Linked DNA regions of Homo sapiens: region 1 is linked to region 2. Evidence: chromatin loops called from intact Hi-C (ENCODE). Cell type or tissue: natural killer cell. All regions are shown on one strand. Links, peaks and the distances in the headings refer to the core of each region. The heading gives the core; the rest is flanking DNA. Region 1 overlaps LOC125312414 (a long non-coding RNA gene). Region 2 has its middle 7.9 kb from the start of XCL2.

Evidence for each region. A loop is a pair of places that touch in the nucleus more often than their neighbours do. Peaks named below come from ENCODE experiments on the same cell type or tissue, not always from the same donor. Only the 100,000 strongest peaks of a DNase experiment are listed, where the experiment ranks them.
Region 1: it touches region 2 in a loop (2.7-fold over the local background); 4 of 110 quality-filtered maps call a loop at or near these places.

The regions. Positions count from the first base shown.
Region 1 is chr1:168,475,600-168,492,019 of GRCh38, reverse strand. It overlaps LOC125312414 (a long non-coding RNA gene), which reads left to right. Exons shown (of 8, transcript NR_176090.1): 2 at 6,289-6,447; 3 at 6,714-6,777. LOC101928565 (a long non-coding RNA gene) reads left to right here. Exons shown (of 5, transcript NR_176057.1): 3 at 6,289-6,447; 4 at 6,714-6,777. Among named protein-coding and RNA genes, the nearest start is that of XCL2, 60 kb to the left of the region's middle. RefSeq lists a silencer at 9,523-9,723. In natural killer cell, for the core only: no CTCF peak of the experiment used is centred there; a DNase peak (open chromatin) is centred at 6,799; H3K27ac peaks cover 2,381 bases.
Region 2 is chr1:168,531,571-168,540,706 of GRCh38, reverse strand. No RefSeq gene overlaps it. Among named protein-coding and RNA genes, the nearest start is that of XCL2, 7.9 kb to the left of the region's middle. In natural killer cell, for the core only: no CTCF peak of the experiment used is centred there; a DNase peak (open chromatin) is centred at 4,976; H3K4me3 peaks cover 405 bases; H3K27ac peaks cover 3,258 bases.

The DNA of each region.
Region 1 (16,420 bases), core at 3,190-11,189, 51 kb after region 2:
TCAACAGAAACTGCAGAGCATTCTTTTCTGTCTATGTAAAGAAGCAGAAAAACAGGCAATAGGAACATAAATCAAACTGTATTGACAGATTAATAGGTCCAATCCAAAAAAGGCCTCTACAGCTTAGGCAAACAGATTCTAGACATTTTTTAAGTTCAAGCAACTGAGGACAAAGTTCCACCAAACTGCTGGGCATTGCTGGAGAGATTAATATACACATCAGAGTAATCATAGGCTTTATAAAAATGACCAGGCAGCCACACCAGAAACTTTCACTCTTGTGAAAAACAAGAGAGGTCCAGAAAGCTGAACTGTAAATAAAGTGTAGAGCTGGAATCAGAGGAAAGCATGACAATACAATGACCCTTCAAACCAAAAAGAAAAGGAAAAACTAAAAGACTATCTTAAAAATTGTTAAAATTATAAACACAGCATAATCTTCAAGTCTGAAAAAACATTACATGGACTGCCCTGAACTCCTGTTTTGCAAATCCCAGTGGTGCTGTGCTGCAGAAAGCATCAATTAAAATGTAAAAATTTAGCAGTCTTTCCTTCCTTCATTCAACAGTTATTAATTGAGCACATGCCATGATCAGGGCACTGTTCTTGGCATAAGGGATATATAGTAAATGAAAACACAAACTCTTACCCTCCCAGAGCTTATATTCTAGTAGGGAGAAACAGATAATAGGAAATAAACCTATAAGAAAATTGTGCATTATGTTCTAAGTTGAAAAGGGATGTGGGCAGTGCGGGGAGCGTTGGGTGTCGAGGGAAGTCGTGATATTAAATAGAGTGGACACTGAAAAGGTGATATTTGAGCAAAAACTTGAAGAAGGTCAGGGTATAGCCACGGAGATATCTGGAGAAAAGATTTCCAGGTACAGTAAAGATTCCAGGTACAGTAAAAAGTCAGATAAAAAGCTTTGAGGTGGGTGTATAACCTTGTGCTTGAGGAATCTACTCCAGGGTGAGGTGGGGAACAGAGTAACATAAAATCAGAGAAGTACCACGAGGGTCGGCGGGAGTGGGGAGGGGAGGTGTGGGGAGATAACTCAGGGCTTTGTATAATAGATGACTGTAAAAACGTTTGCTTTCAGTCAGAAAGGTTTGGCAATAGAGAACCGATGTATTTTAACACATGTGGTCCAGTCTGCATTTATTGGTGGCTAATAGCATTTCTTCAAATAGGTGTTTGCTCTGAAATCTTATACCTTCTGAATTATCTCTCATCTCAGGCATATTAGATTAATTGTAGCAGAGCAAGAAGCAATTGTTTGTTATATTCCATTTCAAATTATTTCACTTCTGGTTAATAATCAAATTTCCCAAATTATATTCATTATTGCTTCAACATTCTACATATGTGATGAGGGGATGTTAATTTATTACTATTGGGACATTTATTCCAGCAATGTCTTGGAACTACAGTAAACTTCCATTAGCTGAATCTTTTGAGAGTATGACCTCTTAGCTAATGGAGCTCTCTGATGAACTGAGAGATGGCCAAAACACTTTTTAAAACTTCTCTGCTATGTAACATGAGCAGAGATATAGACAAATGTTCTGCCAGAATAGAAAGAGGATGAGGACCAGAAAGAGAAAGAAAAGGAGAAAGAGGGACAGGAAAGAATGTTGAGTTGAGGGATATTTTCCATGCTCAAATAAATTTGAGAAGCATGTTTAAATTGCAGAACTTCTTTAACATGCTTCTCTAATACATTAATGGGCACTGTGCATCTCCAGCAAAAAAAGTATTCAACATTTCCTGACCTTATATAGCCAAGAATATTGTTTCCTCAATACCCCTCATATTATAGATTATTGTAGTTTGTAGGGTAAACTGTAAGAAATGCTATTCTATGGTATTTCTTGAAATAGTGGATTTCTCTACGTCCCATTGCCTTCATACATGTTTTATTGCACTGTAATTATATGCTTGCAGGAGGCCTCTCCTATTAAACCCTATTCTGTTTGAGGATTATTATCCATCGCCATTGTATTTTGAAGAACCTGTCAAAGAGGAGGTAATCAATAAATGTTTGCTTGACACACAGCAGGTGTGTTATGAATATTTGTTGAACTAATGAATAAACACTTTGCACATGACAACATATATATATATTAGAGACAGGTTCTTGCTCTGTCACCTAGACCCCAGGCTGAAGTTCAAGGCACAATTCTAGCCCACTGCAGCCTCAAACTCCTGGGCTCGAATGATCTTCCCACCTCAGCCTCCCAAGTAGCTAGTACTACAGGTGTGTGCTACCACACCCAGCCAATTTGATAATTTTTTGTAGATATAAGGTCTCATTATGTTGCCCAGGCTAGTCTCGAACTCTTGGCCTCAAGTGATCCTCCTGCCTCAGCCTCCAAAGTCCTTGGATTACAGGTGTGAGCCACTGCACCCAGCCTATCAAATACATTTCAATGAGGGCCTCCTGTGGGCCCTGGTTTCCTCTTCTGTGAAGGAGAGTGGTTTGTCTAGTAGTCTCTAAGGTTCCTTGAAGCCCTAATCTTCTTGATTCTGTGACTTCGTAGTGGTTCAGGACTATCATGCCAAATAGCTTCATCCTACAGAATTACAAGAGGACTTTTGAAGACTATTGAGGAGGACTAATAATAAGAAGAATTAGTCTTCCACAGTTAAAGAACTTGCCCTAGAAATGTCTCCTCAAAATAAATATGGGATATCAATTTGTTCTTTTGCCCCTTCTTCTCAGAAACCAAACATAGAAGTATTCTAGAGGCTGGGTGTGGTGGCTCACGCCTGTAATCCCAGCACTTTGGGAGGCTGAGGCGGGCGGATCACGAGGTCAGGAGATCGACACCATCCTGGCTAACACGGTGAAACCTCGTCTCTACTAAAAATACAAAAAAAAAAAAAAATTAGCCGGGAGTGGTGGCGGGCACCTGTAGTCCCAGCTACTGAGGAGGCTGAGGCAGGAGAATGGCGTGAACGCGGGAGGCAGAGCTTGTAGGGAGCCGAGATCGCGCCACTGCACTCCAGCCTGGGCGACAGAGCAAGACTCCATCTCAAAAAAAAAAAAAAAAAAAAAAAGAAGTATTCTAGGTTACCAAGGGTTATGCTTTCTTTCATGTTAAGACGTCAGTTTTTGCTGTGAAATGAACTCCATTTTGGTGACAAGGGTCTGGAGGTTTTCTCATAATGATTTTAGGTTTCTATCCTAATAAGAGGGCTGTGGAAATCATTGAGAAGGGTGCCTGATGTTTAATTATTTACAGTGATTTTCTACTAGGAATGATCAACTGAATAGCTTCTCTGGGCTTTTTTTTTAGTAAAATATTTCTCTCCAAGCCACTAGAAGAATTTCATATATTTTGTCAATCTTATCGTTATATCACTTAGTGAGGATTCTTTTTGGTTCTTAAAACAAAACAACAACATAACTTCTGAGGATGAAAAAAATGCCCATCCAATTTAATCCCAATTGTGCAATAGATATAATTTGCAAAAGAGAAAATAATAGTATGAATATTTTGTATCCAGGCAACACACCCCCAAGAGGTCTCATGATTTATAAGATTTCCTATTACTGCCTTCAATAGAACATCTCCTCTAAAGTAGCCAGGGTACTTGATGAACATCCTCTTCCTTACTCATATCCCCTAAGGAAAGAAATGGGTTGAACACATCATTGCCCTAATTTCACAAAGGTAGAGAAAGTAGCAGAAGGAAAGTGACTTTTTCGAGGTTACCCAAGGTTCCACTGTGTTAGTGGTTTGGAAGGAAAGAGAGGTCTGGCTTCCAGCCAGCCTGGACATCTGTGCTCTCCAATTCATCATTGTATTCAAACTACAAGAGAACAAGCAATTTAATATTTGGTGTCACCAATGCATTAGCCCTACAAGAGCTGGTACAGCAGCATTAATATGCAAACAGCTAAATATAAAGTATATTTTCTTACCAAGCAGAGTGCTTCCAACCCCTTAGGAAAACCTGAATCTACTGTACATAAAAAGTGAATAAAATAGCAAAGTATAGCAGGTTAATCATTAATATATTTTCATTAAAATATGAGGGAGAAAATGTAGCTATATTCCACTCTTAGGAATAACCCTTAGAGTTTAGGAAGATGCAAGAAGAGAACAAATGTTTCTATAGACATTGTGCTAGTACAGTTTATCCAAAAACTCTCTCTCCACAAGGATTTAAGGTTCTAGGGCAAATGCCAGATATATGACTGAAAGGTGATCCCAGAATACCTCAGCAATTAACCCTGCATTATTTTCTTCTCTCTTATACTGAAAGCATTATTAGAAATCAAGCATGTAGCTCTCTCTGGAAGTCAGGGAGCTAGAGAGTAGAAATGAGTACTGTGGTATACTAAAATTCGTTGAAACCATGAGCATCTAGAGACCATTCCCTATATACAGAGAGGACTGAAGTCCAGCGCTCTGTTTTCCCCAGTATTCTCTGTAGACTTTGTTGCCTCCATTCTGCACAATGTAAGAAACCATTAGGAGAAAACCTCCCCTTGAACTGTCTGGAATAGGTCCTCTTTGTTCTTATTACCCAGGTATTAAAAGTAGAAGAAGAGAAACTGAGAGTATCCACCTAGATAAGAGCAAAGTGGGATAATCTTAGTATTATTCTTTTTTTTTTTTCTTCTTTTACTACACTTTAAGTTCTGGAATACATGTGCAGAATGTGCAGCTTTGTTACATAGGTATACACGTGCCATGGTGGTTTGCTGCATCTATCAACCCATCATCTAGGTTTTAAGCCCCGCATGCATTAGGTATTTCTCCTAATGTTCTCCCTCCCCTAGCTCCCCACCCCCTAACAGGCCCTGGTGTGTGATGTTCCCCACCCTGTGTTCATGTGTTCTCATTGTTCAACTCCCACTTACGAGTGAGAATATGTGGTGTTTGGTTTTCTGTTCCTGTGTTAGTTTGCTGAGAATGATGGTTTCCAGCTTCATCCATGTCCCTGCAAAGGACATGAACTCATTCTTTTTTATGGCTGCATACTATTCCATGGTGTATATGTGCCACATTTTCCTTATCCTGTCTATCATTGATGGGCATTTGGGTTGGTTCCAAGTCTTTACTATTGTAAATAGTGCTGCAATACACACACATGTGCATGTGCCTTTATAGTAGAATAATTTATAGTCTTTTGGGTATAAACCCAGTAATGGGATTGCTGGGTCAAATGGAATTTCTGGTTCTAGACCGTTGAGGAATTGCCACACTGTCTTCCACAATGGTTAAGCTAATTTACACTCCCACCAACTGTGTAAAAGTGTTCTTATTTATCCACATCCTCTCCAGCATCTGTTGTTTCCTGACTTTTTAATGATCCCCATTCTAACTGGCTTGAGATGATATCTCACTGTGGTTTTGATTTGCATTTCTCTAATGACCAGTGATGATGAGCTTTTCTTCATATGTTTTTTGGCCACATAAATGTCTTTTTTTGAGAAGTGTCTGTTCATATCTTTGCCCACTTTTGGATAGGGTTGTTTTTTTCTTGTAAATTTGTTTAAGTTCCTTGCAGATCCTGGATCTTAGCCCTTTGTCAGATGGATAGATTGCAAAAATTTTCTCCCATTCTGCAGGTTGCCTGTTCACTCTAATGACAGTTTGTTTTGCTGTGCAAAAGCTCTATGGTTGAATTAGATCCCATTTGTCAATTTTGGCTTTTGCTGTAATTGCTTTTGGCCTTTTAGTCATGAAGTCTTTGCCCACGCCTATGTCCTGAATGGTATGGCATAGGTTTCCTTCTAGGGTTTTTATGGCGTTTTACATTTAAGTCTTTAACCTATCGTGAGTTAATTTTTGTATAAGGTGTAAGGAAGGGGTCCAATTTCTGCTTTCTGCATGTGGCTAGCCAGTTTTCCCAGTACCATTTATTAAACAGGGAATCCTTTCCCCATTGATTGTTTTTGTCAGGTTTGTCGAAGATCAGATGGTTGTAGATGTGTGGTTTTATTTCTGAGGCCACAGTTCTGTTCCATTGGTCTATATCTCTGTTTTGGTACCAGTATCATGCTGTTTTGGTTACTCTTGCCTTGTAGTATAGTTTGAAATCAGGTAGCTTGATGACTCCAGCTTTCTTTTTTATTTATTTATTTTTTTTGGATAAGGATTGTCTTGGCTATAAGGGCTCTCTTTTTGGTTCCATATGAAATTTAAAGTAGTTTTTTTCTAATTCTGTGAAGAAAAGATAGGGTTTTTGTGTGGGCATCATTTTTGTTGATGTTGGTGTTATTGCTTTTGTTTCTTAGTTTTTCTTCTAACAGTCAGGCCCTTCTTCTTCAGGTCTGCTGGAGTTTGCTGGAGGTCCACTCCAGACCCTGTTTGCCTGGGTATCACCGGCAGAGGCTGCAGAGCAGCAAAGATTGCTGCCTGCTCCTTCCTCTGGAAGCTTCATCCCAAAGGGGCACCCGCCTGATGCCAGCCAGAGCTCTCCTGTACGAGGTATCTCCCAATCAGGAGGCATGGGGATCAGAGATCCACTTTAGGAGGCAGTCTGTCCCTTAGCAGAGCTTGAATGCTGTGCTGGGAGATCCACTGCTCTCTTCAGAGCCAGCAGACAGGAACTTTCAAGTCTGCTGAAGCTGTGCCCACAGCTCCCCCCCACGCCGCCCCCCACCACCCCCACCCCACCAACCCAGGTACACTGTCCCAGGGAGATGGGAGTTTTATCTACAAGGCCCTGACTGGGGCTGCTGCCTTTCTTTCAGAGATGCCCTGCCCAGTGAGGAGGAATCTAGAGAAGCAGTCTGGCCATAGCTTTGCTGCACTGCGGTGAGTTCCACCCAGTACAAACTTCCTGGCAGCTTCCTTAACACTGGGAGGGGAAAACCGCCTACTCAAGCCTCAGTAATCTTTTGTATTATTCTTAAGAACAATTTAAAAAACTACTACTCATATTTGTTTAGTGCTTTTCCGTTTATACAACATTTTCCATCCATTTTCTTGTTTGGTACTTACAACAATCCTGTGAGATAAGTAAGATGAGTATTCTTTTCTAACTTTTAATTAAGAAAAATTTCCAACCGATAGAAAAGTAGATAGAATGGTGTTATTCATCTCCTGAAACTTACAATATGAACAAATCACTATTCATCTGTCTTTTTTAAAAACTGAAGTATCTTAGTAAATTGCAAGCAACATGTCATTTTCCCTTATTATACCTAAAAAATTAATAATTATCTAATATCATCTCGTCTATAATTCATAATCAAATATCCACCAACAGTAACATGAATGTTACTTTCTCATTTTACAGATGTTACCTTTTTGACATAACCAAGTAAACCAACAGGCTTGAAGACACACCGATCATAAAAATGAATCTAAGAACCCAGGTGTAATCTTCTGATTTCTAGGTCCCAGCGCTTCTCATTTTTAAGCAGAGTTTCATAGAAATACTCTATTCAAACAAACAAACAAAAAAAACAGAAAAGCCACAGACCTCTGTAACATTTAAGCAGAGGTGTCCTCTTAGTAAAATGTAAAATACATGTGTGAAATCTGTTTCCAACAAGCTCTTATGTTATTTTTAGTGGCCCTTCTCATCACCTGTGGTGTTTTGTTTTGCCCTCCCTCAACCCATTTCTATTGCCCCCATCCATACTTTAGCCAACACCATTCTCTGATATGCTGGGTTGCCTGAGTGCCTCACCATGTCTACCTAGCCCATGTGTCTCTCTGTCCCCATCCACAGGGGTAACACCATCTTGCAGAGAGCAAACACTCTAAGAAGGCCTGATGGACTCATCTGCCTGAAAGTGGTCATAATGACTGGCACCATAACCCATTCTGAGTGTCCATGGAGTAATATAGAGATGATAGTAGTTTGCCTCATGGAATCTTAAGAAATAACATTGTTATCATGATTCTTGCAGCATTATGAGTATTGGCAAGGTGTCCCTGCAATAGGTTAAAGGTGTGCACTCAATTTATGCAATCCCTCCCCACCCACCCAGAAATTTTCTCTTCCATTTAAATTTTTTACAATCCTCTTTAAGTTTCAACCCCTCCTCTCATGACAACTATTACACACATATTCAAGTGAACCTAGCTGCCGCTCTTGCTTCACTTCTAGTATAGAAATGTTTACATTTTCTTCCACGAGGTTCTTGGCATCTTTTGACAGTACCTGCCAATGACCACTGAACATTTTTCAGATGGATGTGGGTATGCTCCAAATCATGACATCAAAGGTATTTCTTGGATCTACTGAATGATTTAGCCTAAGTGAATCAGACAAATATGGAAATTATGTAAATCTTATGTGTCACCCAGGGGAAAGAATGTGAAACATTTTAAGGCAAAAACAAGTTCTGGTTATTATCAGGCAACCTTGGAAATGTGAGATGACAAAACAATGTAATGTTGCCCAACTCTGGAGAACAAGGAAGGAGAAAAATTAATCAGAACAGATCTCACTTCTCATTCCAGACTCAAGCTGCTTAGACAGGAATCCAAATTAGTGTGCCCCCACTCCAGCTCCAAATAAAGCACTTTACACAAAAATAATTAAAAACTCTGTATATGACACCTTCCTTCCAGGGTTTGCATATCAACATAAAAGCATTAGAGAAAATTCCCAGATGCTACAATTCCAGACATAAAAAATTGTCCAAAAGGCCTTTCTTTGCATCCCTGAAACCATACCACATTTATATCAGCCACACTTCTTAATTGGGAACAACAGAATCCACTGTATCCACTCTATATAGTTTAGAGGGAAAATGATGGTGGGGAGGTTTTTAAAAGACACATTTGCCCTCAGAATTATTGAACTAGCTGGAAAAACAGATTAGAACTGAAGCTTTCAGGAATAATGCCCAAAATCACACAGAACTAATTCAATGGGGAAACAACATATAAATCCCTGGAACTAGACTATTCTGTAGCCACTCCTCCCACCAGTACCAATTCCATTTTGATCTTGTGACTAGGGTAAAAGTTGGATGTCTTTACAGATCCAGAGTCAGTTGCTGTCTCATATTTGAATTAAAGTTTCATGTTTATGTCTGATTGGCAGAGCCTAGGCCTATCCTAAGCTCTTTGAAACATTAACTCATTTAAGCCTCAAAACAACCCTAAAAGGTTGGTACTATGAATATCCCTTTTTATAGCTGAAGGAACTGAGGCACATAAAATTATGTAACTAGTCTGAGATCACATGAACAATCAGTGGCAAAGTTGAAATTTGAATTAAGATGGTCTGGCTCCAAAGCTCAAGATTTCTTAACACTTTTTTTGTTCTGTTTTGTTGAAAATATTATATTCACATGTTTGCATCCTAGCTGCAAGGAGGTGAGACATTGGTTCACTTACTCAAATCTAAAAATGTTATTCAAAGATGACGGGTAAGCGTAAATATGACAGATGTCTACCACAAATTTATAGAATAGGTAGGGCCATTCCTTTATATTTTTGTATCCCCTTAAAATTGTGGAATGTAGGTACATTTCTGTGTATATTTACTATCCACAGTGGTGGTCTCTAAAGACAGCTCCACATTGCTCCACCCACAGCCTTCTGTGCACATATGTTGCTCCTCCCATAAAAAGGAGGAGGCTTATCTCTCCACCTCTTTTGAATCTGGGCTGACCTTGTGACCTTTGAAATTCTTTAGGACATTCAGTGAAATGCAGCAGAATGAAGCTATGCCTGGCCTTTAAGAGGCTGGCAGCTTCTGCTTTTGCACTGGGGAAACCAGTTGCCATGTAAGAAATCCATCTACCCTCAGCCTGCCATGCAGTAGGGAAGCCCAAGCTAGCCACATGGAGAGACCACATGGAGAAGAATACAGTCACAGATGGAGACAATTAAATCCCTACACATGTGTTACCCATAGAACCATCCCAGCCAGCTCCTCATCCTTCAGATCATCCTGGCCAAGGCTCCAGACATCCTTACACTGCTTTGTCCAAATTCATGACCCACATAATAATGAGCAAGCAAAATGGTAGGTGTCTTAAAATGCCAGATTCCAGGGTAGTTACACAGCAACAGATAACTTAGACACAAATTAACACTATATTCTCACCTAATTAATAATAAAAATTTTGCATCTCATTAAATTTCCTTTTATAGCAATAGTGAGCAAACTTTTTCTTAAAGGGCTACATAGTGTTTTAAGTTTTGCAGGCTACAAAGCAAAATTGAGGCTATTATGTAAGCTCTTAGATAACCATTTAAAACGTCAAATCATTCCTAGCTCAAGGGCCATAAAAAAATCAGGCAGCTCACCAGATTGGCCCATGAGCCGCAGTTCGCTGATTTCTGCTCTACAGCCTCGCTTTTGATATTTGCTTTGTACCTCCTGATAGGAACTCCCTATAACTCATTTAATCAAGACCCTATTCTTGAGCATTTAGTTTGTTTGTAGTTTTCTCACTATCTCAAAAACTGTCATATTAAACCTTGTGGTTATTTCCTTAAGGGGTGGTTTAAAGAAAACTGTATTTCACGTTGCTATTTGAGTGTGAGCAGCATGAGTCCTTCCTCCTCAATCAGGGATAATCTTTTTCTCTTTTGGCTTCCTTAGAACTCCATAGTTTGGAGTCAGACTATCACTGAAGCCCAAATCATTGCTTCCCTAAAAGAGATTAGCAATCCCAGGCCCCAGGGAGAACACAAGTGCCCCCTTCTCACTTCCTCCCTTTCCCTCTCAGCAAGAGGTGGCCAACACTAAGCTTTAGCTCCAAGCTTGACAAGCTTCCAGCTAGGAGGTGTCCCACCCTTCTGCAGGTGAGCCAGCCTCTGGCTTCCCCCAGCTCCCTCTCCTGGCACTTGATTCTTCCCCTTCAATTCTCAGCCTGCAACAGGCCCCACAGCGGAGCACAGCAGGACAGAGGACAGGATGAGCCCTGCTGATGTGGAGTCCCAGACAAGGTCACCTATTGGAACAGGCTCTGCGTAAGCCTGCATGCTCTAATCCTGTAACCCAACTATCTAGTGGAAATCCATTGCTGCTGACACTGTCCTTCAGATATTTTTAAACTGTGATAACTACACTTACATGGAGTACATGAAAAACAGAAGTTTGGCAGCTTTGCTGCTGCCCCACAGGCTGCTCCCCATCTCCTCTCCCCAAATGCCCCATTTCCTGCTTCCCCAGCCAGATCCTATGCATTTCTTAGGACACAGTTCTCACATCTTGCCTTTGAAAAGCCCAGCCTCACCTTTCCTCATTCATTCAGCTCTTTGGTCCAGCAGGTCTTAGAGTTTGCACACCACTTTCTCCACATCTTGTTATATTCTGGCTTGTCATATCCACTATTGTTCCACAGAAGTCAGCATTGTCAGCACAGCTAGATTGCCTTCTCAATGAGAGCATGAAATGTGATTTTACATCTATGGCCCTTAAAGCAGCTACTGGCAGTGCTGGGCACACAGCAAGGAGCTCATTAATTATGTTGATCGATCAGAGGTCATTTTAGGATTCAACTTAGGAAAATTCCAAACTACCCACTCAGAAGTGCCCAGTCCATATTGAGAATTCTGCAACTAGCGGTTTGCTTGTTTCTTCTTCAACTTTTATTTTAAGCTCAGGGGTACATGCGCAGGATGTGCAGGTTTGTTACATAGGTAAACGTGTGCCATGTCCCATCACCTATGTATTAAGCCCAGAATCCATTAGTTATTCTTCCTGGTGCTCTCCCTCCCCCCACTCTCCCCGACAGGCCCCAGAGTGTGTAGTTCCCACCCATGTGTCCATGTGTTCTCATTATTCAGCTCCCACTTATAAGTGAGAACATGCAGTGTTTGGATTTTGGTTCCTGCATTAGTTTGCTGAGGATAATGGCTTCCAACTCCATCCATGTCCCTGCAAAGGACATGATCTCATTCCTTTTTATGACTGCATAGCATTCCATGGTGTATATGTACCACATTTTCTTTATTTAGTGTATCATTGATGAGCATTTGGGTTGATTCCATGTCTTTGCTATTGTGAATAGTGCTGCAATGAACATATACGTGCACGTATCTTTATAACAGAATGATTTATATTCCTTTGGGTATATACCCCTGTAATGGGATTGCTGGGTCAAATGGTATTTCTTCCTCTAGGTCTTTGAAGAATCGCCACACTGCCTTCCACAGTGGTTGACCTAATTTACACTCCCACTAACAGTGTAAACGTGTTCCTTTTTCTCCACAATCTCACTGGCATCTGTTGTTTTTTGACTTTTTATTAACAGCCTTTCTGACTGGCATGAGATGGTATCTTACTGAGGTTTTGATTTGCATTTCTCTAATGATCAGTGATGTTGAGCTTTTTCTCATGTTTCTTGGATGCATGTATGTCTTCTTTTGATAAGTGTCTGCTCATGTCTTTTGTCCACTTTTTAATAGGATTGTTTGTTTTTCTCTCATAAATTTGCTTAAGTTCCTTATAGACTCTGTATATTGACCTTTGTCAGATGGATAGATTGCAAAAATTTTCTCCCATTCTGTAAGGTTGTCTGTTCACTCTGTTGATAGTTTGTTTTGCTGTGCAGAAGCTCTTTGGTTTAATTAGATCCCATTTGTCAATTTTTGCTTTTGTTGCAATTGCTTTTGACATCTTCATCACGAAATCTTTGCCCATGCCTATGTCCTGAATGGTATTGCCTGGATTTTCTTCTAGGGTTTTTATAGTTTGGGGGTTTATATTTAAGTTTTTAATCCATCTTGAGTTAATTTTTGTATGTTGTGTAAGAAACGGGTCTAGTTTCAATTTTCTGCATATGGCTAGCCAGTTCTCCCAGCACCATTTATTAAATAAGGAATCCTTTCCCCATCGCTTGTTTTTGTCAGGTTTGTCAAAGATCAGATGGTTATAGGTATGTGGTGTTATTTCTGAGTTCTCTATTCTGTTCCATTGGTCTGTGTGCCTGTTCTTGTACAAGTACCATGCTTTTTGATTACTGTAGCCTGGTAGTATAGTTTGAAGTTGGGTAGTGTGATGCCTTGAGCTGTGTTCTTTTTGCATAGGATGTTCTTGGCTGTTCAGGCATTTTTTGGTTCCATATGAATTTCAAAATAGTTTATTATATGTTGTAATTCTGTGAAGAATGTCAACCATAGTTTAATGGGAGTTTTAACATTGAATCTATACATTACTTTGGGCAGTATGGCCATTTTCACAATATTGATTCTTCCTTTCGATGAGCATGGAATGGAATGTTTTTCCATTTATTTGTGTCCTCTCTGATTTCTTGGAGCAGTGGTTTGTAGTTCTCCTTGAAGAGGTCCTTCATTTCCCTTGTTAAGTGTATTCCTAGGTATTTTATTCTTTTTGTAGCAATTGTGAATGGGAGTTCATTCATGATTTGACTCTCTGCTTGCCTGTTGTTGGTGTGTTTTTTGTGTTTGTTTTTAGAGACAGAGTCTCATTAAGTTACCCAGGTCAGCCTCCAACTCCTGGGCTCAAGTGCCTCAGCCTTTCAAAGAGCTGAGACTACAGGCATTGCCATCACACCCAGCTTGGACACTGGTTTTTGCTAGCCCTGGAGTCAAATGAAAGAGCCAGTGAAATAGGAAACAATTAGGAAACAAAGACCTGAAATCTTATCTGGTTCTCTCACTTAAGACATGTGAATTTGAACCTCATCTGTAAAGATGGGAGAATATAATACTTTATAATTCTATAAAGCTTTTTATGAGACTCAAATAAAAGCAGCATGCTTTGTATATATTACTTACTCAACCTGCAACCACATCTGAAAGGTGAGCGCTGTTGTCCCCATTTTACAGATAGAATGATAGAAACCTCAAAGTGAAGAAACCTATCAAATGTCATAAACTTAGCAAGTAAGAATTTTAACTCAAGTGTCTCTGATGAAAAGAAGGAAAAAAAGAGAGACACTGAGAAAAATAAATGTTTTACCTTCTCAACAGTTGATAATTTTAGTGTCTGTCCTAAATAAGCTCATTTGTATCATCTTCATTTTTGAAAGAGGGAAAAAAACTAAAAAGAAAACAGAGTACAAAAATGACATAAGGGAGTGAGGAAATAGATGGGGATGCCAAGAGTTAGGAAATTAGTTCAGTCTAGCAAACTTTACTAAATACTTCCTCTAGGCCAGGAACTGAGAATTATGCAGGGCAAACTATAAGAAGATGGTCTCTGCCTGTGAAGGTGGCAGAAGAGATTCACATAGAGAGGCTTGTGGGGAGAGGGGAAAAGGCTGAGAGAGGAAGAGAGGAGACAGTTTTGCACTCAATCTAGGAGGAGATGAAAGAAAATGAGGTTGCAAATATAAGTAAGGCTACATCTTGGAGGTCTCACTATGTCAAACCCAATAGACAACAGAGTGCTTCAAACAGAGGAGCTACGTATTCAGATATAAATGTAAATGTGTTTGCTTATTCATTCATATATTCATTAATTTATTTAGAATACCTGTACATGGTGGAGAGGACTTCTTCACAAATTGACTAGAAAACATATTTGGATGTAGAGACTGTAATCACTTCCCATACCCTCACCACCACCCTGGTTCTTGCCAACACTGTCTCTCTCCTGGGCTACTGCAATTGATGCAGGGCAGATTCTTTGCTCATCTAGGAAGGAATTCAAGAGCAAGCCTGAGGTAGAAGAAAACAGCTTTACTTGGTCAGCCAGGCAGTGTTACAGCTTCGAGACAGCTCCTGCAGAGCAGGGATACCCCATAAAAAGTGTGTGAGAGTAGCAGCTCAGGGGAAGGTCTGCATTTGTATTTATACCCCTTTTTAATGATATGCTAATTAATGGGTGAGTTATCCAGAATTAGCTAGAAAATGGGTGGTAACTTCCAGGTGTTGCCATGGCAAGGGGTGGTAACTTCTAGAGTGTTGCCATGGCAATCAATGGTAAACTGTCATGGCACTGGTGGGTGTGTTTTATGGAGAGGTGCTTTCGGTGCCTCCTCCTTGTTTCAGCCAGTCTTCAATCTGGTCTGGAGTCAAGTCCCTGCCTCCTACCTTACAATCGTCTCCTATCAGTCCTTGCCCCTCATAATCTAGTTGCAAAATAATAGCCTTTCAAAAATGTAAGTCAGAGTATGACAGTCCTTGGCTCAAAACTCTCCAGTGGCCCCACTCAGAGTCAAAGCCAAAGTTCTGACAGTAGTCTTCAAAGTTCCACACAATCTGCCAGCCCATCCCTATCCCTTCCGCTATCTATCTGACTTCCTTTCCTACTACTCACGCCCTGGCTTGTTCTGCTCCCTTCATAATAACCTCCTTGTTCTTCCTCAACTACGAGCTTCCTCTCACTGCAAGCATGATCCTGCCTGGGATGTTTGCACATCCTCTTAGCACTGCCTGGATCCCTCTTCTCTCACATGCATCTGCACGTTTACTCCCTCACCTCCTTCAGGTCTTCCCTCAAATATTACCTTCCCAGAGCACCTTCCTTTACCACCCTATTTAAGATTGCAACACACCACCCCGTTTCCCTGAACTCCCCACACTGCTTGTCTGCTTTATTTTGGCCACTTCATTTATTGCTGTCTGATATTTTTTATTGTTTTTGGTGTTCCCCCATTGCTGCTCTAAGGGTGAATATAAGAGCATGGATCTTTTATCTGTTTTGTTCATTGTATCCATAATGCTTAGAATGTCCTTGGCACACATTAGGTGTTGAAATATTTATGGAATGAATGAAGGGGAAAGAGTGCTAACGCCCCCCCCGACCCCCCACCCCCACCCCCGAATCCACTTTTCCTTCTTTCTGGGCACATGGTCACTTATCTAGCAACTACATTTCCAACCACCCTTGCAGGTAGATGTAGCTGACCAATGGACTATAAGGAGAAGTTATGTGGACCTTGAAATCAAATCAGCAGCAGCATAAAACAGACCAGGAAAACCGTGCAGGCCCCCGGGAGCTCATGTTCTCATACACAACTTCAAATGTGACCAAGGGGGATAAATAGACAAAGAAGAACCTCCTTTCTGCAGTCAAAGCTAGGAGACAAGAAGGACAATGGATTTACCTTTTTTTTTTTCTTTCTTTCTTTCTCTTTATTTTTCTTTTTTAGACAGTCTCGCTCTGTTGCCCTCGCTCTGTTGCTGAAGTGCAGTGACAGAATCTTGGCTCGCTGTAACTTTTGCCTTCTGGGTTCAAGCAATTCTGGTGCTTGAGCCTCCCAAGTACCTCCCAAGTAGCTGGGATTACAGGCGCCTGTTGCCACGCCCGGTTAATTTTTCTATTTTTAATATAGACGGGGTTACACCATGTTGGCCAGGCTGGTCTCAAACTCTCAACCTCAAGTGATCCACCTGCCTTGGCCTCCCAAAGTGCTGGGATTACAGGCATAAGTCATCACACCCATCGGCTATGGATTTACTTATCCATATTTCTCCCCACCAATTTGAAATGCCATCTCTTTATGAATAATGTCCATGTATTTCTGGGTTTATTTCTAGACTTTTTTTTTTTGCTCCATTGGTTTGCTTT
Region 2 (9,136 bases), core at 742-8,741:
TTCTGACCTTGTACCTCTCTTTGATGGTAACCATAATGGAAGAGATTCTGGCTAGTGTCTATCAGAGGTGAAAGCTATATCGATCACTCTTAGAGTCCAGCTTGTAATGGTTCTTTACACATCAGTCACAAGTTACAGCTGTGACAATGGCAACAATTTGAGATCTATTTCAACTTGTCTCTATAATAGAATTCTATTTATAGAATAAGGGAGAACAAAATCCAGTCTGCATAAACATCTTCTTTTGAGAAGTGCCTGTTCATATCCTTTGCCAAATTTTGATGGGGTTGTTTGATTTTTTCTTGTAAATTTGTTTAAGTTCTTTGTAGATTCTGGATATTAGCCCTTTGTCAGATGGGTAGATTGTAAAAATGTTCTCCCATTCTGTAGGTTGCCTGTTCACTCTGATAGTAGTTTATTTTGGTGTGCAGAAGCTCTTTAGTTTAATTAGATCCCATTTGTCTATTTTGGCTTTTGTTGCCATTACTTTTGGTGTTTTAGTCATGAAGTCCTTGCCCTTGCGTATGTCCTGAATGGTATTGCCTAGGTTTTCTTCTAGGGTTTTTATGGTTTTACGTCTAACATTTAATTCTTTAATCCATCTTGAATTGATTTTTGTATAAGGTGTAAAGAATGGATCCCTCTTCAGTTTCTACATATGGCTAGCCAGTTTTCCCAGCACAATTTATTAAATAGGGAATCCTTTCCCCACTTCTTGTTTTTTTCAGGTTTGTCAAAGATGAGATGGTTGTAGATGTGTGGTATTATTTCTGAGGGCTCTGTTCTGTTCCATTGGTCTATATCTCTGTTTTGGTACTAGTGCCATGCTGTAGTATACTACAAGGTTACTGTAGCCTTGTAGTATAGTTTGAAGTCAGGTAGCTTCAACTACCTGATGCCTCCAGCTTTGTTCTTTTGGCTTAGGATTGTCTTGGCAATGCAGACTCTTTTTTGTCAGATCTGAAGGAGATAGAGACACAAATAACCCTTCAAAAAAAAATCAATAAATTCAGGAGCTGGTTTTTTGAAAAGATCAACAAAATTGATAGACTGCTAGCAAGACTAATAAAGAAGAAAAGAGAGAAGAATCAAATAGATGCAATAAAAAATGATAAAAGGGATATCATCACTGATCCCACAGAAATGCAAACTACCATCAGGTAATACTATAAATACCTCTATGCAAATAAACTAGAAAATCTAGGAGAAATGGATAAATTCCTGGACACATACACCCTCCCAAGACTAAACCAGGAAGAAGTTGCATCCCTGAATAGACCAATAACGGGCTCTGAAATGGACGCAATAATTAATAGCCTACCAACCAAAAAAAGTCCAGGACCAGACAGATTCACAGCCAAATTCTACCAGAGGTACAAAGAGGAGCTGGTACCACTCTTTCTGAAACTATTCCAATCAATAGAAAAGGAGGGAATCCTTCCTAACTCATTTTATGAGGCCAGCATCATCCTGATACCAAAGCCTGGCACAGACACAACAAACAAGAGAATTTTAGACCAATATCCCTGATGAACATCGATGCAAAAATCCTCAATAAAATACTGGCAAAACAAATCCAGCAGCACATCAAAAAGCTTATCCACCACGATCAGGTGGGCTTCATCCCTGGGATGCAAGGCTGGTTCAACATATGCAAATCAATAGAAGTAGTCCATCATATAAAGAGAACCAAAGAAAAAAACCACATGATTATCTCAATAGGTAAGGCCTTTGACAAAATTCAACAGCCCTTCATGCTAAAAACTCTCAATAAACTAGGTATTGATGTGACATATCTCAAAATAATGAGAGCTATTTATGACAAACCCACAGCCAATATCATACTGAATGGGCAAAAACTGGAAGCATTCCCTTTGAAAACTGGCACAAAACAGGGATGCCCTCTCTCACCACTCCTATTCAACATAGTGTTGGAAGTTCTGGCCAGGGCAATCAGGCTGGAGAAAGAAATAAAGGGCATTCAATTAGGAAAAGAGGAAGTCAAATTGTCCCTGTTTGCAGATGACATGCTTGTATATCTAGAAAACCCCATTGTCTCAGCCCAAAATCTCCTTAAGCTGATAAGCAACTTCAGCAAAGTCTCAGGATACAAAATCAATGGGCAAAAATCACAAGCATTCCTCTACACCAATAACAGACTAACAGAGAACCGAATCATGAGTGAACTCCCATTCACAATTGCTTCAAAGAGAATAAAATACCTAGGAATCCAACTTACAAGGGATGTGAAGGACCTCTTCAAGGAGAACTACAAACCGCTGCTCAATGAAATAAAAGAGGACACAAACAAATGGAAGAACATTCCATGCTCATGGATAGGAAGAATCAATATCATGAAAATGGACATACTGCCCAAGGAAATTTATAGATTCAATGCCATCCCCATCCAGCTACCAATGACTCTCTTCACAAAATTGGAAAAAACTACTTTAAAGTTCATATGGAACCAAAAAACAGCCCGCATTGCCAAGACAATCCTAAGCCAAAAGAACAAAGCTAAATGCTCCAATTAAAAGACACAGACTGACAAATTGGATAAAGAGTCAAGACCCATCAGTGTGCTGTATTCAGGAGACCCATCTCACATGCAGAGACACACATAGGATCAAAATAAAGGGATGGAGGAAGATCTACCAAGGAAATGGAAAACAAAAAAAAGCAGGGGTTGCAATCCTAGTCTCTGATAAAACAGACTTTAAACCAACAAAGATCAAAAGAGACAAAGAAGGCCATTACATAATGGTAAAGGGATCAATTCAACAAGAAGAGCCAACTATCCTAAATATATATGCCCCCAATCCAGGAGCACCCAGATTCATAAAGCAAGTCCTTAGAGATCTACAAAGAGACTTAGACTCCCACACAATAATAATGGGAGACTTTAACACCCCACTATTCAATGCAATTCCAGTTAAAATTTCCATAGAGTCTAATGTCAACATTAGACAGATCAACGAGACAGAAAGTTAATAAGGATATCCAGGAATTGAACTCAGCTCTGCACCAAGTAGACCTAATAGACATCTACAGAACTCTCCACCCCAAATCAACAGAATATACATTCCTCTCAGCACCACATCTCACTTATTCTAAAATTGACCACATAGTTGGAAGTAAAGCACTCCTCAGCAAATGTAGAAGAATAGAAATTATAACAAACTGTCTCTCAGACCACAGTGCAGTCAAACTAGAACTCAGGATTAAGAAACTCACTCAAAACTGCTCGACTACATGGAAACTGAACAACCTGCTCCTGAATGACTACTGGGTACTGGGTACATATCGAAATGAAGGCAGAAATAAAGATGTTCTTTGAAACCAATGAGAATGAAGACACAACATACCAGAATCTCTGGGACACATTTAAAGCAGTGTGTAGGGGGAAATTTATAACACTAAATGCCACAAGAGAAAGCAGGAAAGATCTAAAATTGACCCCCTAACTGCACAATTAAAAGAACTAGAGAAGCAAGAGCAAACACATTCAAAAGCTAGCAGAATGTGTTGTTATTAACTGAGGTGGGAAAATGCAGTAGTTGCTGGTTTTCGGGAGAATATTAGGGGCTCTGTTTTGGTCATGTTAAGTTTAGGTGCTTAGTAGACATCCATATGAAAATGTCAAGTAGTCAGATAGCTAGGTCAGGAATCCAGAGGACGTGTCTAAGCTGGAAATACTAATTTTGGAGTCATTAGCTTATATGTGGCACTTAAAGCCTTGATAATGGGCAAAGCATGTAGGTAGAGTTGATCAAAATATAAAATGTTCAAGGACTGAGCCTTGGACACAGATTGGGAAGATGAGGAGGAACCAGCAAGGAAAACTGGGAAGAAGTCAGAAAGATATGAGGAAACCCAATCTTGTGTGGTATCCTGGAAATCAAGGCAGGAGGATGTTTGCAGGAATAGAGTGAGCAACTTTGCCAAATGCTGTAAATAAGTCAGAAATTAGAACTTAAAAATAGTTGGATTTAACAGCATGGCTGTCACAGAATGACTATAAGGGGAAAAGCGTCAGTGGATTGGTAAGAGCAGAAACTTTTGAAGAAGGGTTGAGAAGGCCTGGGAGAAGAATTAATGACAACTCTTTAAAGAGAATAATTTTAGACGACAGTTGTCTCATAAGCATCACTATAGAGGCTTGGAGAGAAAAAGAAGCTTGCAGAGAAAAAGAACTACAGCTGAAGTGGAAGTGTAGTCAAGAGATGGTGTTTTGTTTGTTTATTTTGATTTTTACATGAGAGAAAAAATAACAAGTTTGTACACTAATGGGAATGATTCAGTGGAAAGTTTAACACTTAGTATAATATCCAGTGTATCAACTATATATATATATATGCTATTTTCTTAATAATTTGAATTCATAAATGCATGCCCCTAGAAACTGGTTATGTACTCCTGATTCTTTACATTTTCAATTTCATTATTTCCACTAGGCACTAATCGTATTAGCAATTTGATCTGCAGTTAAACTGTTTTCTGGTATGGATAAGAGAAAGAAATAATAAATAATACATTGTTAGAACCCATCATAATTATACATTTTTGATAAAAATATGATTTCATTAAGAGTTTTATAAACAGCCATTTGACACAAATTACCTGCCCTTACATTGTAACAGTTTTAAAAAATAACTGTTGATTTCAAAATTAAAATGAAACTTCCCCAGGCATAGACTGTCTTCCTCTTCTTTCAACTACTACTGATTAGTAATTTATTTAACCCTGGATGTTTATTCAAAGTTCCAGTGGCAGTAAAGTTGATTTATCCTAAAAGTCTGATATCTGTGGACCCTGATCCCCCCTAATGGGAGTGGTACATCAACTTTTTAGGTAATTCAAGAAGTAGCTCCTGCATTGGCAGTCCCTTTCACTGACTTCAGTATTATCACTTGCTCTTGGTGTTACCTTAACAGTTCCTTCAAGAGAATGTCTTCGACATTGTGGTTTCCTGCCCAACTGCAGCTTAACTTTATAATAAAACACCCTTCAACCCTTCCTTCCTGTTGCTTCTGCCCTTGCCCCAAGCCAAGAGTAGTGAAAACTCTGCTAAGTAATAACTATAGGATTTCTCTCTTAGCCTCTTGGCCTCTACTTTCATTCTGGATATTATAACTTAGGCCACAAAATCATTCACAATTCCCATTGCAAAGCTTTTTATCTCTTTTCTATTAAAAACTTAATATTGTATAAGCTTCTCTCCTACCAGATGCCTCAACTTTACTCTTTTGTAGTCTGTTTTAGTTTTTTGCTTATTGAGATTAACCTCACACATTTGATTTTTTTAATAGTTATGCATTTTGAAGAGAACAAGGAATAGCTTTAGACTGCAGTTGCCTCAGAAACCTCATTTAATGTTTGATAGGGCAAATATTTCTTCTCTGTTTTTTTATTGACAGGTACAGTCACATGCCCATGTGTTAGAGCATAACAAGTATAGCTTAAAATTGCTTATAATAGTCACTAACATTTGCTGAGCACTTATTCCATCTCCAGCACTCTGCTAAACGTTTGGCACACATTATCTTACTTGATTCTGTATTTTGCTACTGACAAAACTAAGAATTTGGGAAGGTTAAAGCATTTGTCCAGGGTTACACAGCTAATAAATAGTTGATTAGGGATTTGAATACAACTGATCTGACTCCAGTAGCCACCTACTTAACCACTCAGGAGAGAGTTTGCTTGCAGGATGATGTATAAGGGCAAAACTTGTCCAGCCAAGTCTCAAGGGCAGAGGAGAGAGATCTCTCCTAAAGAAAAGAAAGCCTTGGTAGCAAGGAGTTATAATACACTGGAAGTGTAACAGTCCCTTGAAGTTCCATTATTTATCTTAAAATTTGTGATGATTTTGCATTCTGCTTCATAATATATTTATATTGCTTTAATATAAAAGAAATATTTGGCTCTATTAAAGGACAAAAAAGATGCAAATATTTACGAACCAGATGACAAACATTGTAAGGATATCAGTTTTCCCCAAATCAATCTACTATTCAATGCAATTCCAGTTAAAATTTCCACAGAGTTTTTGGGCAAAACTTTCTAATACAATTTTTAAATTTATATGACACAAAGACATTCACAGATAGCTAAAACAAGTTAGGAAAAGAAAAACCAAGAGTAAATGTTTCCCCTATCAAATATTAAGACATAAGATAAAGCTGTGATAATAAAAAACACAGTAGTGTTAATTTAGAGATTAACAACGAGAACAATAGAAAGCTCAGAATCATGTTTATAAATTATGCATCTACATACACACACATACATATGTGTGTATGTATGTGTATATATAAACTATGATCAGATGAGAATAAGGTATATTATTCACAATATATTGCTGGAAGCTTTTGCTTATTTTACAGAGAAAAATAAAATAAGTTTCCTACCTCACACCATGTATAAAAATAGACTTCTGATACATTAAATGCAAGAAGAAAGAAAAGAAGGGAAGGGGGAAGGGAAAAGAAGGAAAGAGGAAGGAAAGGAAGGCAGAAGGGGAAAGAAGGAAGGAGGGAAGGAAAGAAGGAAGGAAGGGAAACAAGGAAGACATAGGAGAATATCTTTATTACACCTGGGTGAGGGAAAGATTCCATAACTATATTCCCAAAGAATAACTCACAAAGAAAAATAATCTGATATATTTTCCTATTTCAAAATTACAGATAAACACAGAGTTGCTGTCTATCTCATTGCCTTATTCATTTTCTTCATAGTGTTTATCGCTTTACGATACTGACTAGTTTACTCATTTGATTTGGGGTCTTGTGCTCATTTAAAGGTATGCTTCAGGAGGGCAGGTACTTTGCCTATTGTGTTTACCACTGTAGACACAGCGCCAGAACTGTGTCTGGCATAATATGTGGGCAATAAATGGGTCCTTTGTACATTGTCTTAAGGATTTTTTAAATATTCCTGAATTTTATAGATCCCACCGCTATCTGGGATTCCCTTTCCTTACCATTTTGCAGGTTCTACTGAAACTTCCTCTAACATAACTCATAAAGGGTATCTACAAAACTGCTTATTAGAGAAATTTCAGGTTCTACCATGCCTGAAACTCTGATTGAATCCCTATAGGCAACAGTAGGACTATTATGACAATGTCTCTTGAATGCGTCATGTAGGGTTGATCCTTTTAGAGAGACAATACCTTTAGGATATAACTAAAACCAAAGAATTGAAAATAGAAGAAAGCATATTTCAGCATAACTCTATAAATTATTTTATCCCATTGCAATTGTCCAGAAAGGAAGCAGGTTGACTTGAGAAGCAGTAAATTATGCATCACTGAATGTGTTTGGGCAGAGTCTGGAGGACCACTTACCAGAAGAGAGAAAAGGTGAGAAGAAATGTTCTCCAAGGTTCCTTCCATCCTCGAGCTCTAAAATCCTTAACCAGTTTTTTCTTATACCCACCTCCTCTCCACAGGACTCTTCCCTTCCCCCTATCAGGAATATTGAAGCAGCATGATGCCAAAAGCAGTTATAAACACTATAAATAATTATTACTCTCAACACTTGATGAGTGACACCAAAAATTAAAGGAAGCTTGCACCGTAAAGCAAGCACATTGCAGGGTATTTATTTTTTGGCTCTGGAATACAAAGACACATAGTCAGAGACACACATTCATCTTCCATTCTTAGTGTCCCATGCTCGCCCCCACTAAGGGAGAAGCTCAGGTGAACATCATGCAAATACTCCACGGTGTGGGCTGAAATTCATAGACAGAAGGGTCAGCACGGAATAAGGCATGCAGCCTCCCGTCTCTTGAAACTCTGTGGAGATGCTTGGTCATGCACAACTGAACACATTAAGAGTTTTGCTCTAGTTTTTCTCTGTCTACAAGAGAGGTCCTACTCCCTGTTGCTCTTCTTTTTTAAAAAATAAGGATCCCATGAGAGTGGCCTTAGAAGTAGGAGGCAAAAGTTCTGAGAATGGGTACCAGATGCTCAGGAGTTGCATTCCCATACTGATAGCACCTAGGGATCTTGTGGGAAGCTGAGGCTGCATCTGGGGCCTCTCCACCTGGCAGGAGTCCCCCAACCCCATCCCTCTACTCCGCACCTCCCACCTACCCTCCCAACCCTGGCTCGAAAGCTCATTGCCAGGAATCCCCAAGAGGGCCTCAGGACCCTGTGATAGACAATCCCACTCATCTCCCCACCCTGCTCTCTGCCTCCCCACCCCAGTCAGCTCTCTGACTTACGCTATAGAGCCTAGTGATGCTTACACTATAGAACTCTCTGGCACTATGGGCACTTGCACATCCCTTACCTTATTTGATCCTCCTAAGAGCCTTGTAAGGGAAAACAGCAGGTATGATCGTGTCCATTGTATTCATGAACAGACTGAGATGCAGACAGGATAAAGTGACTGGCCTAAGTCATCCAACTATGTGGCAAAGCCAGGACTTGAGGTAGGCCATCAGAACCCACATCTCATGCATTCACCTCCAAAATATATACTTCATCAAGTTGCCAGACAATGATGCCATCCATGTCAGACAGAGCAACTGTAAAAGGAATGGTTATCCATGCCTCATTAGCTCTGGAAAGAAGGGCAGCATGCCAGAATTCTCTGAAACCTGAAGAAGTAAGAACATGCTCCCACCAGAGAGCAATTCCCACCAGAACAGCTCACCTTGAGATGTGTCACCTTCACACGTAAGCACTGCCTAAGACCAATTATTGGCCATCTGGGGAAATAACACACAACAGGTTCAGAGTAAGACTAAGATAATTAGATTACCCCCTCCGCTTTCCCTAGATTACAGGGTAATGAGTATATCAGAAGAGAAAGTGATTTTTCTCAATCTTTGCTGGTGGATTACATGTGAAAGTACAATCACAGCAACCACAGTTCCTGCACCTAACTCAGAAGTGGGACAGGATATAGAGACATCAGAGAGAAGAGAGAATGACTACTTAAGTGGAGCTCTTCAGAGGTGACACAGGTGAAATATGCCCTGGTTGCCCAATATTCTCCTTGCTTCACAAGGAGAAGGTAAGATTAGCCATCCAGTTTTAGTGGCAGATGCCTGTGTTTGAATTAGGAAACTGTCTTGATATTACTTGACTTGTATCAATGGCCTGGGGCCTGCACTCATTCTG